Linked DNA regions of Homo sapiens: region 1 is linked to region 2. The links are chromatin contacts, found by Hi-C or POLR2A ChIA-PET in ENCODE. All regions are on one chromosome and are shown on one strand. Each heading gives the region's core, a stretch centred on a gene start or an enhancer-like site at or near the end of the contact. The rest is flanking DNA. Distances are from core to core; before and after follow the strand shown. Region 1 overlaps WWTR1 (WW domain containing transcription regulator 1). Region 2 has its middle 36 kb from the start of COMMD2.

Evidence for each region. Hi-C counts contacts between places; a loop is a spot of excess contacts on that map. ChIA-PET counts read pairs that join two places held with the same protein, here RNA polymerase II (POLR2A). Pooled maps may share reads with other maps.
Region 1: a loop to region 2 is called in a map of PC-3, with 2.9 times the contacts of the local background. The contact joins two enhancer-like sites. A Hi-C loop is called at or near these places in 5 of 168 maps with a recorded cell type or tissue (GM12878, PC-3, aorta and 2 more), 2 of 37 single-sample maps with no recorded cell type and 15 of 50 pooled maps. POLR2A ChIA-PET finds 5 or more read pairs at or near these places in 7 of 52 experiments (A673, AG04450, BJ and 3 more).

The regions. Positions count from the first base shown.
Region 1 is chr3:149,578,164-149,584,808 of GRCh38, reverse strand. All of the region lies in intron 2 of WWTR1 (WW domain containing transcription regulator 1), which reads left to right. Among named protein-coding and RNA genes, the nearest start is that of WWTR1-IT1, 70 kb to the left of the region's middle. Within about 2 kb of position 3,433, at least 20 of the 41 ENCODE cell types and tissues checked have a DNase peak (open chromatin) inside an H3K27ac peak, as active enhancers do; they include Panc1 and heart right ventricle, where a contact is called at or near this core.
Region 2 is chr3:149,713,448-149,719,715 of GRCh38, reverse strand. It overlaps a transcript of WWTR1 not described here. Among named protein-coding and RNA genes, the nearest start is that of COMMD2, 36 kb to the left of the region's middle. RefSeq lists enhancers at 5,309-5,808, 5,809-6,268. Within about 2 kb of position 2,120, at least 2 of the 41 ENCODE cell types and tissues checked have a DNase peak (open chromatin) inside an H3K27ac peak, as active enhancers do; they include Panc1 and heart right ventricle, where a contact is called at or near this core.

The DNA of each region.
Region 1 (6,645 bases), core at 2,184-4,683, 140 kb after region 2:
CTTGGAGATGTTACTTACAGTAGTCTCTTAGTCAGTTAATGGCAGAAACAGATCTCAAATCCACTGTACCACTCTGCCTCATTTGGGTGATATTTTCGACTGAAGATGCCAAGAAATACACGTAAAGAAACATTGTAGGCTGGGTTTGAAATGTGAACCATAAGCTGTGTTTCCTGATAATTATTTTCAAGGTCCCCAGTAGCACTCTCCCCTTCCTCTGAAGCCTAAGTTGGTCCCTTTCGATGCCTCAGTTTTTGTCTTTGATCCTCCAAATAATTTCTTGCAAAATGGGAACCTCACTCTGAAAAGCACCTCTAGTCTCTCTTGAGATGCCGGGGTTCATGCCAGCCCTTTTTCCAGTTCAAGTTGTGTCATGCCTTTCAAACATGTGCAAAAAGAAAGTGGCTCTGATGGCCAGAGCCAGGGTGGCTCATCCTCTTCCCAGAATTGAAAAAAACAAAACCAACAAAAAGGAATTAAATCTCTTCACATGAATAGAGGAGAAGCTAGCCTAACCCAAAAGAATTTTTGGTTTTAAAGAGGATTTGCCTTCTTTTTTGGGATGAGTGACATTTAATTCACTTGGCCCCATTAGAAAGAAGAGAAAGGAGGGCAGTGCAGCTTTAGCTTCGACATATTTCACATTTGGAGTGGCTTCGGAGCAGCCAAGCACTGGGTCAGTGTCCCATTTAAGAACAACTGGAAAAAACAACATGTTAAAAACGTGTTAGGCACAGAGAGCATGGAAAAACAATTGTCAAAGTATTTTAGCATTTAGAGTAGCTTAGTGGCTACTCTAAAATACTAACTTCTTTTTAAGACTTATTGTGAGATTGAAGCTGATTCCTAGATGTTAGATGCAGTTGATATGGGAAACATTTCTAACATACAGCTGTTGAGACAGAGTGTCAGGCTCTGGACCATTTATAATAACAAAAACAATAGAGTCTGTGCTGTTTACCACCATACTGCTCGTTGTTTCACTGCCACCTTCTCCCTGCTCATTTGACTGCCAGCTCCTTGAGGGCCTAGGTATTACAGGCACTCATCACCGTATGCATGTTGAAGTGTCGTGAATTCATCACTGAGTGCCTAGCAAATCCCGACATACATATTTGGGTACAGCATCACTTCATCTGGATCTTGGGTGTAGAAATAGCACCATATTCTAACCCTGGAAGAAACTGGCTGCATTGGGCTTACTGAAAGATAATATAATGTACACAAAGCCTAGTGGACTGTATATTCAAAAGTTTTTCAGTGGTAATTTTTACCACACTCCACATTTGCCAAAACTGATTTTGGGGAGCAGAGCAAGGTGGCACGCATGTGTAGACCCAGCCTCGGGAGGCTGAGGCAGGAGGATCACTTAAGCCCAACTGTTGGAGTCCAGCCTGGGCAGCATCTCTTTCAAACAAAAGAAAACTGAGTTTGGAACTGAATCCCTATGGAAGATGTACCCCACTGTAAATACTTGTCTAATGAAAAAATGGATGAATACATTCCACTTCCTATTAATTATTCTAGAATTCACTATTCATGTGGCTGGGCGTGGTGGCTCATGCCTGTCATCCTAGCACTTTGGGAGGCCGAAGCGGGTGGATAACATGAGGTCAAGAGTTCAGGACCAGCCTGGCCAACATGGTGAAACCCTGCCTCTACTAAAAATACAAAAATTCGTCAGGTGTGGTGGCACACGCCTATAATCCTAGCTACTCAGGAGGTTGAGGCAGGAGAATCGCTTGAACCTGAGGGGCGGAGGTTGCAGTGAACCAAGATTGTGCCACTTCACTCCAGCCTGGTTGAAAGAGTGAAACTCCATCTCAGAAAAAAATAAGAGTAATAATAATTCACCATTCATAAAGCGTCTCATCTTTTCTCTACTTCTGATTCTCATCCCATGTTTTTGTTTGTGAGAAAGGAGAAAAGTGAAATAAAGACTCTACCAAGTACATATTTTATACTTGACATCTGGAAATAATATCGTGAAATAGACTCTCACATTGTTGTGGAGTTCCAACACAATAAACTTAAGGTGATTTATACATCTTTTATTTATTTTATTTTATTATTATTTTTGAGACAGAGTTTTGCTCTGCCGCCCACACTGGGGTGCAGTGGTATGATCACGGCTCACTGCAGCCTCGACCTCCCAGGCTGAAGTAATCTTCCGCTTCAGCCTCCCAAGAAGCTGGGACCACAGGCATATACCACCACGCCCGACTCATATTTTGATTTTTTTTTTTTTAGAGATAAGATCTCCCTATGTTGCCCAGGCTGGCCTTGAACTCCTATGCTCAAGCAATCCTCCTGCCTCAGCCTCCCAAAGTGCTAGGATTACAGGCGTGAGCCACTGTGTCTGGACTATACATTTTTTAATAGCATTATTGATCCTGGCATGAGAGGAGAAAAAAAAATGCTGGTACTAATAATAAAATTGTTTGCAACGCAGCCAAAGTTCTTTAATATGGCTCTTGGCCCAAATCAAACAAGCAACAGAAACTCCCAGTCCTTTTTTTTTTTTCCTTCTTATGTTTTCACAAAATAGGAAAAATGAGGTTAAGCAAGAATTTTGCTCAGTTTGCAGAGGCAAAGTGAGGCTTGCCAGGGCCGGGTGCTGTTGGGGTGCGTGCAGCATATGACGGGGTGTCTCTAACACAGTGACTGAACTGTTCACCTTCTGAAGTGAGGCTCCTGAGTCACACCTGGGGCTGTCTTGATGAGTCACCAGCCTTCCAAAGTGGTTTTCTCTGGGAAGTGGCACTTCACAGTGCCACTTTTTTTTCCCACCCCAGGGACAAAACTCTGGTAAATGAATCCCTGCAGGAACCACGGGTATTACAGTCCTGATTTGGCTCATCTGCTCTTTGGGGCTGACAGCAGCTTTGCTTGACTCAGCTTCTGCCTGACTGAGTAGGTTCAGACAGAATGAGTCTGCAGAAAAGTCGGTGGTGCTCAGTGGGAAGGACGTGAGGGAGATGGATCACCACAGCTGGCCAGGGCAGAGGCACTAGGAGACCTTTCACATGGCTGCTGTGCCTACTGCTGCTAACTTAAACAAGTGGAAACTTCTTGGCAAGTCTGTGAGGGAAGTCGAGGATTAGAGCCTGGTAGTTAAAAATACAATCCCTGCCATTCATTCAGAATTCCAGAGAATGCTGAAATTTTTTGAATTGGCAAGTGAATGGTAGAGACCGGAACCATACACTGAAATAACTTCTCTGGTCTTGTATCATCTTTTATTAGAGGATCCTAAAAAAATCCCCTATTTATATATCAGTTATTATTTCTGTGTCATAGACTGCAGCTATGTTTGATGAGCTGCTTAAGTGAAAATCTGACCGGAAACTTTCAACTATAAATTCTTTGTGGTTTCAAAGAAGGATGAACTTTCTCATCTAACACATTTCTGCTGTGTGAAGAGTCACCTTTATTATATGGCATGAGTCTTTTTTTTTTTTTAATAGCTTTGGGGTTTAAACTCTGAATGCTTTGCTAATAGATGTGTCAGCTGTGCACATTGGCAGCTTGACTTTTACCTCTTTGTATCTTCTATTCTGATGCATTAAAAATAGCAGGAGATGGTGCCGTTTAGGATTTGGGCAGAATGGAAGAATCATTATAACCAATAATAGTGTTTTAAAAGCTGCCTTGGGACAAAGAATTATTAATTAGGGTGGTAGAAAGAATGACAACGTGGGAGGAAGATTGATTAGGGTTTCTAGAAATACAGTAAAACCTAAGCTATGTATCTCTTCAACCATGTGAAGAGCTATTACTTTATTTCTGATTGTCAACATATCGAAGTTCAAAAGCCGACTCCACATTATGCAAATAGACTGATAACGTTAAGCAGAGGAGATCAATGTACTGGATGGCTACTAATCTTAATATTGTCGCCAGGCGCGGTGGCTCACGCCTATAATCCCAGCACTTTGGGAGCCTGAGGCGGGTGGATGGCCTGAGGTCAAGAGTTTAGATCAGCCTGGCCAATATGGTGAAACCCCATCTCTACTAAAAATACAAAAGTTAGCCAGGTGTGGTGGCACACGCCTATAATCCCAGCTACTTGGGAGGCTAAAGGAGGAGAATTGCCTGAACCGGAAGGCAGAGGCTGCAGGGAGCTGAGATCGCACCATTGCACTCCAGCCTGGGTGACAAGAGCGAAACTCCGTCTCAAAAACAAACAAACAAACAAAAAACCTAATCTTAGTATTACAAACATGATCAGGTCGGGTTGCTAGTTTAGATGTGGGTGGTGAGCTGAGCATCCACTGCGATGGGGCTTCTACTGTCATGGGCTCCCTCTGTGATGTGGCCTCCCTTCTGTGATGAGCTCCCTGGGGTTTCTCCTGCAATGGGCTCCCACTGCAATGGGCTTCCACTGTGCTCAGCTCCCATTGCATTGTGGTTTTAGGTGACAGCAGAGGGACTACCTGGAGAAAGTGTGCATCTGGGCCTGGGAGAATTAGTAAGTGTGCATACCACCCCTGTCTTTGTTCTTGTGGTTAAGACTCATCTCTGGTGTTGGTTAGCAGAGCTAAGTACCGTTGGCAAAACAAAAGGTACTACTAAAAGAAATGTAAGATATGAGTAAGATATATGTCATTTCCTAGGTCTTGAAATCTAAATAAGATCACACTAATAGAATGTTTAATTTGATTTAAATGCAAACAGTATTTATCCCCAACATACAACGAGAAAGTAAACCACCTTTTGCATACTTGTATTCTAATTCCAGTTGAGGAAAATTTTAAAAGTTTAATATAAGTCTTCGGCAAGACTCCTTGCCATCTGGTACAGGATTAAAAATTGGCATAGCATTTGTTGTCTACTGACAGTGGGTCAGATTTACTTGGCAGGCCCTATCTGGGAATTTATCAACCTCATCCAAATCTGTTTCAGTTTCCATTTTTAACACTAGTGGGTCTAATTGGACTGAGTCACAAGAAGCAAGTTGCAAAGCTGTTTCATTTAGCAAATTTTAAGCTAATTGTCTTCAGTATGTACATTTGTTTTAACATTAAGAGGATGGTGAATTGGCCTAGTAAATCAAAAAAGTTTTAAAAATCTGATTTTCTGAAATAAGACAGTTTGCTTATACTTAAATGGGGATTGTAAATATCATAGGCTTGGCAGCTTTTTTTCTTTTTTGTTTTTTAAGAGCTAGGGTCTTTTTATGTTGCCCAAGCTGGTCTCCAACTCTGGGGCTCAAGCAGTCCTCCCGCCTCAGCCTCCCAGAGTGCTAAGATTACAGGTGTGAGCCACCACACCTGGCTAGCATTATCTGTGGAACATTTCTTCTGGAAGAGCTTGTATTCTACTGGAAGAGAAAAAAGGAGGTAGTAAGGACAGAGGCTACAGAGGAATTTCACTGAGGGGATGAAGACAGGGAGCAGTGAGTATGATTGAGTTTTAAACCAGTCTGCCTTGGTTTTATGACCCCAGGCTGTCTTTAAATTCTCATCTCATTGGTGTGGTTCTCTTTAACTGCTCAGCTAGGTTGTGGCAAAAGAAGAGGCAGTTTGGAGGCTGCTTCCAGGTCCCGTCCTAACCACTCTGCTGATGGAGGGGAGCCCTGATGTCTGACACTGTATGAAACTCTCATTTATTAAATAAATGGTGGGCAGAAAAAAGACAAAACACTTATGTTTGAAGACAAAATCTTTGCCCATAGAAATAAGCAACATGCTGCTAATAGTTTTAAATTCTTTCAAAATGAAGCACTTGTAATCATTCCTATTTTTATATCTTTGTATGCTTCCAGCAATACAAAATACATTACATGGGATTCTCTATTTCAGAAAGTCCTTGTTATACGGCTTCCTTCATCATAAAGTTAGTGTGGGTAAATTCATCCAAAAACACCAGGCCTTTTCCTGGGTGGTAAGAAGCTGGAGGATTCTATTTTATTTTATTTTTTTTGAGATGGAGTTTCACTCTTGTTGCCCAGGCTGGAGTGCAATAATGGCGCTCTCTCAGCTCACTGCAACCTCCGCCTCCCCGGTTCAAGTGTTTCTCTTGCCTCTGCCTCCCGAGTAGCACCACCATGCCTGTCTAATTTTGTATTTTTAGTAGAGACAGGGTTTCTCCATGTTCGCCAGGCTAGTCTCTAACTCCCGACCTCAGGTGATCCACCCGCCTCGGCCTCCCAAAGTGCTGGGATTACAGGCCACTGTGCCCGGCCTGATTATTCTATTTTTACAGATAAGATTTTTATCTTTGCCTTTACTATGTTTGCACAATGTTTTTGATTTTTACACCTAACCAGTACATCACCCATCATGCATAATAGGTATACGATCTATGGTTGTTGAAAAAACTTGAACCAAGTGTTGCCAACCTTGGAAGGCCAGAGCTGCCTTCTCTGCACTCACTGCTGAGTGAGTTTGGGAAGCCAGGAGAACTGGCCATGAAATCTGTAAGTGACTTTGGTGGTCATAATATTCCCAGAACAGACCTGCTTTATCCTCACAGTGAGGAACCAGTATATTGTTAGCTTTTTTACCCCTGTCTCATGCATATGGGTAGTGTGACTAGGATATCCAATTAGATCACACAGGGTCAGAGCTAATATTAAACCCGGGCACCCAGGTATATGTGACTCCACAACTGCGTGTGGTCTTTGCAGAGCCCACAGAGTCT
Region 2 (6,268 bases), core at 871-3,370:
TGGTATAACCACTGTGGAAAGCAGTATGGTGGTTTCTCAAAAAATTAAAAATAGATTTACCATATGATCCAGCAGTGCCATACTCAGAAGAATTAAAAGCAAAGTATCAAAGATATTTGTATGCTCGTGTTCATACAGCATTACTTACAATAGCTAAAACATTGAAGCAACCCAAGAGGCCATTGACAGATGAATGAAAAAGCAAAATGTGATATATACTTACAATAGAATATTGTTCAGCCTTAAGGCTGGGCACAGTGGCCACGCCTGTAATCCCAGCACTTTGGGAAGCCGAGGCAGGTGGATCACCTGAGGTCAGGAGTTCAAGATCAGCCTGACCAACGTGGTGAAACCCTGTCTCTACTAAAAATAAAAAAATTAGCTGGGCTTGGTGGCTGACGCCTGTAGTCCCAGCTACTCAGGAGGCTGAGGCCCAAGAATCACTTGAACTCGGGAGGCAGAGGTTGCAGTGAGCCCCAAGATGATGCCACTGCACCCCAGCCTGGGCAACAGAGTGAGACTCGGTCTCAAAAAAGAAAAAAAAAAAAAGAAAAAGAATATTATTCAGCCTTAAAAAGGAAGAAAATTCAGGCCAGGCATGGTGCCTCACATCTGTAATCCCAGCCCTATGGGAGGCCAAGTCAGGCAGATCACTTGAGGTCAGGAGTTCAAGACCAGCCTGGCCAACATAGTGAAATCCCATCTCTACCAAAAATACAAAAATTAGCCAGGCGTGGTGACAAGCACCAGTAATCCCAGCTCCTCAGGAGGCTGAGGCAGGAGAACCGCTTGAACCTGGGAGGCAGACGTTGCACTGAACCGAGATCATACCACTGCACTCCAGCCTGGGCAACAGAATGAGACCCTGCCACAAGAAAAAAAAAATGAAGAAGAAGAAGAAAGAAAATTCTGAGGCATGCTACAACATGGATGAACCTTGAGGACATTAGGCTAAGTGAAATAAGCCAGTCACAAAACAACAAATACTATATGATCCCACTTTTATGAAGTACTTAAAGTAGTCAAAATCATAGAGACAGAAAGTAGAATGATGGTTGCCAGGGGTAGCAGGAAGGGAGCAATGAGTTGTTGTTTAACGGGCATAGAGTTTCAATTTTGCAAGATGAAAAGAGATCTGGAGATGGATGCTGGTGATGTTTGCACAACCATATGAATATACTGAATGCCACTCAGCTGTGCACTTAAAAATGATTAAGATAGTAAATTTTGTTACATATATTTTACCATAATAAACTTTGGGTAAAAAATTAAAATGAAAAGAACCAAAGTGAGATAGCAGAGGACCCTGTGAGCTGTTGAGCCTGTGTGAACAGAGACTAGTGGCCCTCATGGCATGTGGCTGAATGAGTGGTTGGTAACGATCTCCTGCTTTCTACTATCTGTTTCCTTTTCTTCCTCAGTTTTTTTCTTAATCTGCTTCCTTGAGAAAACAATCCTGCTTCTTTGAGATACAAAATTCCAAGTTTGATGTGGTGATTATGGGGAAAAAAAGAACGTAAGGTCACAATGAGAAGATGGGACACTATGGAAGGCCCTTTAATTTTCTAATAGTCACATAGACTTTAAAAAATAGTCTCTGGGGTCTGGTAACTTGGTAATGTCATTGAGTTATTATAAAAGAGTAAGCAATTTTATAATATATTTGTTTAGGGATATAATTTTGTATAATTTCCCTTGTTCACTTATTTTTCAGTATAAATCAGCCTTGATGATATGATCATTTCTATTTTTTTCTAAAATTAGAATAATAATAATACCTGTTTTATTAATGGTGATATAAAATCTAGGAGAAAAACATGAATGAATACTCACAAGTATTTACTACTTGTGAGTAGTAGAAAACATGTGAATACTAACAAGCTACCATAGTCTTGTTCCTGAATTTCCATAAGAGAGACCTTCCAAATGTATGAATTTTTATGTCTATATCTTAAGCCAAGAATATCCTTCTTCACTATACCCACCCTACACCTAATCAGGAAATTTTCAAAGTCTTTCAACATATTTCATATTCACAAATTGCTTATGTTGGATCATCACCCTTGTCCTTCACTTCTTGGGCACCAGAGGGCATACATCTTAAATCTCACTTTCTCAGAGACACAAATCCTTTTTCCCTCCACTGCAGGATTTTCTCCTCTGGATTTGCTCTGGCACCTCGAAGAAGCTTAGGGGAACAGTTCAGCTTTGCTCTTCCTGATAATTAGTGGCTTTCCTGATGGTGTGGTTCAACACACCCACCAGAGACGGAAGGTAATGATTACTCAGGAGACCTGCTTCCTTTATCAATCTGCACAATCAAAAGAATTGTCCTTGAAAATAGTCTTTGTAGACCATTAGTTCATAATCTTTTTTGTTTGTTTGTTTGTTTTGCTAACTTTTCATTGTTTTTAGGCTGAAGATAGCCTAAAATTGTATTCATTACTTTAGCCTTCGAAGCTTATAAAGTGAGATAATAGAAGTGAAACTGCTTTCGAACGGGAAAGAAGCACCATATAATTGCAAAGTAGAATTACCTTTAGGAGAAATGTTAACCAGACAAGGCCAGTCTGTCACCCACTGGGGAGTCGCACAATCTCAGCTCGCTGCAGCCTCAACCTCCCCAGCTCAAGCAATCCTCCCACGTCAGCCCCCAGATAGCTGGGACTACAGGCATGTGCCACCTAAGTTTTTTATTTTTTATAGAGACAGGGTTCACCCTATGTTGCCCAGTCTGGTCTCGAACTCTGGGCTCAAGTAACCCGCCCACCTCAGCTTCCCAAAGTGCAAGGATTAGAGGTATGAGCTGCTATGCTTGGCCCATAATTTTTGATTCTTGTGACTGTATGCCCACATTTTTTTTCTTATGATTTCTCTGTAGATCTGTCCTTATAAAAATTTTTATTTTCTAAACTTGTTAATTCTTCTGGACATATCCTAAACTACACATTTAGAGCCACCCAAGTAGCCATCCATCCACTTATGAAATAATATGAGTATTAAGAAATCTAGAAATTAAATTTAAAAAATAAAATATGACTTTTTGTTTGTTTACTATTAAAAAACAGGTCTCAACAATCAATAAGTAAATGATTCTAAGAGAAAATGTTAAAATATAATTTTTTTTTCCCTAATACCAGATAAGAATATTTTTATTTTCCTTTGGGCCATCCCTCAATCACAGTATATTCAGAGTAGTTTTCAAATTTTGTAGGATTGTTTTTATCTTTCTGTGGCTTTGACAAGTATCAAGTATGGGTAGATTTAGTTGAAAAGGTAAGTAGGCCACAGAGCATCAGAACAATTTCTTTATTTTATTTTATTATTTTTTTTTGAGATGGAGTCTCCCTTTGTCACCCAGGCTGTAGTGCAGTGGTGTGATCTCGGCTCACTGCACCCTCTGCCTTCCAGGTTCCAGCAATTCTCCTGCCCAGCCTTCTGAGTAGCTGGGATTACAGCTGTGTGCCACCATGCCTGGCTAATTTTTGAATTTTTAGTAGAGACAGGGTTTTACCATGTTGGCCAGGCTGGTCACAAACTCCTGCCCTCAAGTGATCCACCCATCTCGGCCTCCCAAAGTGCTGGGATTACAGGCATGAGCCACCACGCCAGGCGCAGAACAATTTCTGAATTCAAAACAAATAGCCCTGAATAGTAAATTCTCTCTTCACTGAATAGAGAATTCATGTTCAATGTTTTGTCAATGTTTTCATTGTAGGCAAACCTGAGACCAATTTTCTTAGGAAGACAATGCCATAAATGTTGATGAGGCTCCCTAGTTAACCCCCACCCCAAACCAAACCAAACAAGACTTTTTATCCAGTTAAATATGTTGTAGTCCCCTCTGAGATCCCCATCACTCTTTGCTATTCATATTTTTACTATTTTTGTGATTAGCATAAGTATTAGAAAGAGAAATTAATATCTGCAGAGCACTTTATCCACATGTACTAAGTTGTACTTATATCCCAACTCTATGTGAGGTATATGTATGAAGTACTGTTGTTCTGGGATCTTTGGGATTGGGATGTCGCTTTTCTGGCCGGAAATCTCTTTGGCTGGTGGTGCCTTTGCCCAAGTTTTCTCAGGCCCTCTGGGCTTGTTCCGCCCACTCGGCCTGGCAGGCTGTGCTCAGCTCATGCTACTGGCCCTTGATCACACCTCTAAGGGAGACTGAGTCAGGTGTGGAGCGGCAAGGGATGTGTAAGCAAGCGTGGGATCCGGCCACTGCGCACAAATACGCCGGCTGCTGCCAGGGGGCAGGCAGTTCCGAGTGCTGGCACGGGTGCCAGCGCTCTGTGAGGCTATGCTGGACCAGGCACACTGCAAGCAACTTCCCCAGCTGGCACCGGAAAATGCAGTGACGCCCAGAAGCTTGACACCCAGAAGCTTGGAGATGCCTGCAACTGCAGGCCCCCAAAGAGGGAGTCACAGCCCTGGCTTGGGGAGCTCCCAGGTCTGGGCTCCCTGAAGGGCCGCAGGTGTTCTCTCCTCTTCACCCACAACATGGTGGACAAGGGGCATGTTTCAGCCCTGTTTGTGTCACAGCTCTTTTAGCCTTGCCATTTGGTGGGTCCCGAGTTCTTGTTCTTCCACACAGACAAGTAGAGGGTGAGCAAGGCGAAGAGGAGCTTTATTGAGAAACAGAATAGCTCAGAGGAGACCTGCAGTGGGCAGCTTCTTTCCATAGCCAGGGTGTCCCGACGAGTTTTCAGCTGTCAGCAGAGAGGGTAGCTCCTCTCTGCAGCTAGTCCTCCCACCATCTCCTCGGCTCCTCTCTGCAGCTGGTCATCACCTTGTCTCCCTGTCCTCTCTCCATCCTCTCTTCCGAGTCTGACTGACTCTGGGGGTTTTTAATGGGCCTCAGAGGGTAGGAAGTGTGTGCTGATTGGTCCATGGGTGGCCGTGGATGGGCCCAGGGAAAAGCACCACACGTTCCCACTCTGGTCCGTGGGACTGGCAGCCCAGCCCCCAGGCTTCAGGCCCCCCTTGGCTTGAAGGTAGGAGTTTCCTGGGGACCCACCCCATTCTGCCCAGGAGCCTATCTGCTTCCTGCTGCTGTTCATGGTGCCCAGGCTGTTCTTGCCAAGGGGCACCTGCAGGCCAGCGCCAGGCTGTCCTCAGCACCCCCTGGTCTCCCTCCCATGTTCATTAGTTCCCAAAGTCCAGAGAGGGCAGAGATGACAGGGGCCGGGTGTCTCAGCGGTGCCCTGAGCCTGCGCACACCCAGCCAGGCTGCAACAGCGCCCGGGCTTGGCCCCATCCTTGCTCTGAGATCCGAGGGGGCGCTGGGAGCGGGGAGAGGCTAGACACTGGGAGCAGACCCCTCTGAGCCTACCGGGGCAAGGGTGGCCTTCCTGGGCCCCTGAGAGTTCAGAGATGCCTGGTTCTGCAGTCGCAGCTCGGCGTCTGCAGCTGGGTCCAGGAGGGCGGGGCTCCTGCCTGCTCCCAGCCCCTAAGCACAGGGAGGCAGGGGTCCATGTCCACAGCGGTGTCTTGGGTGGCTGCAGCCGCACCCGAAAGGTCCAGGCTGCTGCCTGCTCCCGGCTCCCGCTGGCTTCATGAAGGTGACACCGCCCCAGGCCCAGCTCCGCCTTGGGTTCCCTCTCTGCCCACCCCTTCACGTCCGACCGCACTGCTCTTCTGCCAGCAGGCAACTCGGCCTGGCCCCATCACGGCGGCTGCCAGAGCGGTGGGATCTGGGGGGCTCCCAGGGCAGGCTCCAGAGACTATCATCTCCTCCCCGCAGCCTCCCCGCAGTGGTGGCCAGCAAAAGCAGCGACGTGGGGCCAGGGTCCAGAGCAGCAGAGGCTCTGGGCCTGGGATCAAGTCCCACCCAACTGCACGAGGGTTGGGCAACAAAGTCGAAGTCCGCTGCCTCAGGGATGCGTGCCACAGGGGTCACACCGCTGCCACTGTCACTCCCACAGCCGCTCCCTCCATTACTGCCCATGCCCCTCTGCTGCTGCTATCACTGTGATCCTTATAACTGGCTCAGATAAGTTAAATAAACAGATTTAAAAATTCAAGACGTAGGACGGGCGCTGTGGCTCATGCCTGTAATTCCAGCACTTTGGGAGGTGGAGGCGGGTGGAGCACCTGAGGTCAGGAGTTCGAGACCAGCCTGGCCAACATGGCGAAACTCTGTCTCTACTAAAAATACAAAAATTAGTCGGGCGTGGTGGCGGGTACCTGTAATCCCAGCTACTTGGGAGGCTGAGGCAGGAGAATCGCTTGAACCCAGGAGGCAGAGGTTGCAGTGAGCTGA